Regions from separate parts of the Homo sapiens genome. Here region 2 is linked to region 1. A link is a loop called in an ENCODE intact Hi-C map of the cell type or tissue named here. Cell type or tissue: sigmoid colon. All regions are shown on one strand.

What was found. Hi-C counts contacts between places; a loop is a spot of excess contacts. Peaks named below come from ENCODE experiments on the same cell type or tissue, not always from the same donor. Only the 100,000 strongest peaks of a DNase experiment are listed, where the experiment ranks them.
Region 2: a loop joins it to region 1, with 8 times the contacts of the local background. A loop is called at or near these places in 1 of 110 quality-filtered maps.

What each region holds. Positions count from the first base shown.
Region 1 is chr7:67,461,672-67,464,171 of GRCh38, reverse strand. No RefSeq gene overlaps it. Among named protein-coding and RNA genes, the nearest start is that of LINC01372, 130 kb to the right of the region's middle. In sigmoid colon, no CTCF peak of the experiment used is centred here; a DNase peak (open chromatin) is centred at 1,181.
Region 2 is chr7:67,563,722-67,566,221 of GRCh38, reverse strand. No RefSeq gene overlaps it. Among named protein-coding and RNA genes, the nearest start is that of LINC01372, 230 kb to the right of the region's middle. In sigmoid colon, no CTCF peak of the experiment used is centred here; a DNase peak (open chromatin) is centred at 1,041.

The DNA of each region.
Region 1 (2,500 bases):
CGAATCTGCCAGCAATTTCCAGTCTCCAGAGCTGTGAGAAATGAATGGCTTTTTGTTTAAGCCACTTCATCTATGGTATTTTTGTATTGTCCATTAGCAGCACAAATGGACTAGGATGAAGGAGATAGGGGAAAAAAAGAAAGAAGGAAAAAAAGCTATCTGGTAAAGTTAGTGGAGGAAAAACCCACAGTGGAAGTCAAGTCTTCACCTACCACCCAGGCCAAAGGTGCTACAGGGGTCCGCATTGGCCCACCTCTGTTGGCTGAGCCCCTCAAGGTCAGAATCCAGGACCCTCACCACTGCTCAGTGTATCTATGGGTTGCCCTGACAAAGGTCCATGCAAATAAGAGTTGTCCTTGGGTCTTGCAAAAACTGTGACATTGTCCCTAGATTCTTTATGTTTAGAAAGGCTGGTCCCCACTGCTCCCAGCAATGCTTATCTCTGAGAAAACTGAAAATTATAGACCCAATGAGCATCAGACCTTGAAAAGATACTAGCATCATAAGTTACAAATGAAATGGAGGTGCTGGAGAGTCAAATAACCCATCCAAGATCACTCAGCCAGGAAGCAACAGGTTCATGCTTCCAAACCAAGTTTCCTGACTCCTGGCCAAGGAAGTCTTTATCCTCTGTCAAGCAGCTTTGTGAAATAAAGACTCAGAAAGTCACCAGATTTGGCCCCCAAGGGAAGGGCTCAGTCAGCTAAGGCTTATAGAGGAAGCTTCCTAAAGTGGTCTTGCTAGTAAAGCTTGAGTCTACGAAAGGTGGTAGGGTCCCCTTCAGTAAAGTCAAAGTTCTGTTAGCTGGAGAAGAACCACAGACACTGACCCAAAGATCTGACTTAACCCAATAAAACAGTCTTCCCTCCAGTTGAAAGATTTTTCCTAACTAAGGCCCACCAAACCAGGTATTCCTCCATGAGATCCAGAGCAGACCTTTCTTTGAAGTGAGAGTAATGCCTCAGGGAAATAAAAATCCATCTGCTCAGAAGGGATCATTTGGAACTGGGGCCCTCTTGTAGAATCTGCTGGCCTTTTAGCTGAAGCAGTTAACACGTGCTCTGCTGTCTCTTAGAGGGCTCAGAGATGAAACACAGCCAGCCGCCACACTTCCCAGCACAGCCAAAAACAGTCTGCAGGGGCCCATCTGGAGCAAATCAGTCTCACTGGAGTGAAAAATAGCAGATGTCGGAGTGCGCCAGCAGCCCCGGGAAACCCCAGCCCTGCTGCCCTCCGCTCTGCCCTCACAAATCATCCTTGCACAGATCGCTCACTCGCACAAGGCAGCCTCTTGGCTCCCGGCTTCCCTGCTGCCCTGGAGGCCCATCTGTGGCTGAAAAACAGGTTTGCAAGCTGGAAAGGAACCCTGGCATCTCCTTAGGGGACATGATCCAAGAGATTTCTGGACTCTGAAGTCAAAAAATCATAGACTCATAGGACATTTGAGCTCAAATGGACCCTCAGGGTCACTGGGTCCAACCCCACCACTTTACAGATGAGGAGGCTGAGGTCCTGACTCAGCAAGTCAGCCCTGAGAAGTAGACAATGACTGTTGCTAAAGCCAGCCTTGGAAAAACCAAGCATTCAGGAGATTTTCATTGAGCACCTACTGTGTGCTGGGTTCTGTGGTACCCTAAAGGCATTCACGGAATAGTGATGGAAACATACACAGATCATTTCCATCTCTGGCCAGTTTTGAGAAAGGAGGCTATGGAAAGAAAGGGAGGGGCACTTAGCACAGCCTGGAATTCAGTTTCCTAAACAAGCCCCGTGCACCAGTATGAAAGCACCAGGTAACCAACAGGACAAGCAGGTGCAATTAAGCACTTCTCCCTACAGAGCAGCCAAGTCTTCCAGCCAAAGTGTCTGTCCAGGTTCTGGTACTTCACATCCTCCTCCCAGGATCTTTTCTGTGGGCTTCCTGGCCCACAGGACCGGTACTTTCTTTCTTTCTTTTTTTTTTTTTTTTTTTTTTTTTTGAGACAGAGTCTCACTGTCACCCAGGCTGGAGTGCAATGGCGCGATGTCCGCTCACTGCAACCTCCGCCTCCAGGGTTCAAGCAATTCTCCTGCCTCAGCCTCCCGAGTAGCTGGGACTACAGGCATCCGCCATCACACCCAGCTAATTTTTGTATTTTTAGTAGAGATGGAGTTTCACCATGTTTGTCAGGCTGGTCTTGAACTCCTGACCTCAGGTGATCTGCCCGCCTTGGCCTCCCAAAATACTGGGATTACAGGCGTGAGCCACCACATAGGCCTAGGACCAGTACTTTCTTAAGGCAATTAAGTCTCCAGAAACCAGGTTGGGCTCCCCAGACTGCTTCATTTTCTTAGAGTTACCTGCTTCAGCTGTCTCCTCCTGGGGCATGTCTCTTTCTGCCTTTTCACGTCTGTGCACATTACACTGCTGAACATGGAGTTGTTCCCCATCAGGAAAGCCCAGCTCTCCTTTCCTGCTATTGCACTCGGCTTTGGGACTCTGCATTCTCTGTATCGAGCT
Region 2 (2,500 bases), 100 kb before region 1:
CCACCCAAAGAAGGGAACGAATTCTTTGTCACCACATGGTTGTTTTTCCCTTCCAAGTGGAATGTGTTAACTCTTTCAAATAGTAGTACCAGCTTCAGTCTCCAAAAATGCATGTCTACATTTAAGAAATTCTTGAGAAAGATATTGAGGCATTTGTTTCATTGACTCTGATTCTCTGCCCAATAGCAGTGCTTTGTTCTATCTGGTCATTGTGTCTCTGGGCCAGCAAGAACCATGGATGAGGCCAGGCATGATGGCTCATGCCTGTAATCCCAGCACTTTGGGAGGCTGAGGCAGGAGGATCACTTGAACCCAGGAGTGTGAGACCAGCCTGGGCAACACGGTGAGACCCCGTCTCTACAAAAAATACAAAAATTAGCTGGGTGTGGTGGCACACAGCTGTAGTCTCAGCTACTCAGGAGGCTGAGGTGGGAGGATCGCTTGAGCCAGCAAGGTTGACACTGCAGTGAGCCAAGATCACTCCACTGCACTCCAGCCTGGGTGACAGAGTGAGGCCCTGTCTCATAAAAAATAATAATAATAAAGCACCATAAATGATACCCTATGATGGGACTTCACTTAAAGTGTTCTCGTAACAGACTCAGAACTTCACTGCCTCCACACTTTGCGCACTCTTACCCTTTTACCATTTCTTTCCAGGTCTCTCTCTTCCTTCCAAATTGTCACCTCTTTCAAAGACAAGAACTGATCTTCACCTTCTATTGGGTGCTCTCAAAGCCTAGCAAAGACCTTGATCCATGGTAGAGCTTTGCTCAACAAGCAGACCCATGATGACTCAGGCCCCAAATACATGCTCAGCATCTTCTGTTCCCTCAATTCCCAGACCTCAGATTAGCACCATCTGCTCCCATCTCCTCAAATTCCTCTCCATCTCTTGAAGCCATCATAGGCTCCCACACATCCACATCCTCTTACATGTTTTTCTTTCCATCTAGAGTCCTCTCCAGGATTGCACCAGACCCCATAAAAGGAGGCGATTTAGAGCAGGGGCTGTCAAAACTCTAGCCTGTGACAACGGCCCACTGCCTGCTTTTGTAAATAACATTTTACTGGAATACATCGATGTCCATTTGTTTATGCATTGCAATGGCGGCTTCAGCACTATTATGACAGGGTTGAGGAGTTACTGCAAAGATTTGATAGCCTGCCAAGCATAAAACATTCTCTTCCTGGCCCTTTGCAAAAAAAGTTACTAACCTCTGTTTTAAAGGCAAAAGCACAGCCTGAAGAGTGAGACAGACTTGAATTCGCGTTGTTTTTTGGCTTTTGTTTTGTTTTTATTTTTATTTTTTATTGATACATAATATTTGGACATATTTATGGGGCATGTGTAGTATTTTTTCACATGCATAGAATGTGTGATGATCAAGTCAGGGTATTTATGATATCTATAACCTCAAGTATTTATCATTTCTATGTGCTGGGAATATTTCCAGTCCTCTCTTCTAGCTATTTTGAAATATATGGTGCATTGTGGTTAACGATAACCACCCTACTCTGCTATTGAACATTAAAACTTATTCCTGGCCAGGTGCAGTGGCTCACGCCACTGTGCTGTAATCTCAGCACTTTGGGAGGCCGAGGCGGGCGGATCATAAGGTCAGGAGTTTGAGACCACCCTGGCCAATATGGTGAAACCCCGTCTCTACTAAAAAATACAAAAATTAGCCAGGCGTGATGGCGGGTGCCTGTAGTCCCAGCTACTCGGGAGGCTGAGGCAGGAGAATCGCTTGAACCTGGGAGGCAGAGGTTACAGTGAGCTGACATAGCACCACTGCACTCCAGCCTGGGCAACAGAGCAAGACTCTCAAAAAAAAAAAAAAAAACACATTCCTTCTACCTAACTGTATTTTTGTCCCCATTAATGAGGCTCTCATCCACTACCTCCCACCCTTCCCAGCCTCTGGTAACTGTCATTCTACTCTCTATTGTCCTGAGATCAAATTTTTTAGCTCCCACATATGAATGAGAACACGCAGTATTTGTCTTTCTGTGCCTGGCTTATTTCACTTAACATAATGACCTCCAGTTCCATCCATGCTGAATTCTGGCTGTACAATGATCATTAAGTAGCCATGGGAAAGTTTCTTTACTCCTCTGAATTGCTGAGGGGGTTTTCCTCTCCAAAAAGGAGATACTAAAACCTATTTTAGACAAGGTGATTGTAAAGGCAGAATCAAATATACAAAAAATATCCTAGAGGCCAGGTGTGCTGGTTGATGCTCGCAATACCAGTGCTTTGGGAGATCAAGGCAGGAAAAGCATTTGAGCCCAGGAGTTTGAGAGCAATCTGGACAGCATAGCCAAGCCCTTTCTCTTAAAATTTTTTTTTAATTTACCCAGGTGTGATGGTGTCTACCTATAGCCCCAGCTATTTAAAAGGCTGAGGGGGGTGAATCGCTTGAGCTCAGGATTTTGAGGCTGCAGTGAGCTAGGATCGTGCCACTATACTTCAGCCTGGACAACAGAGTTAGACCCT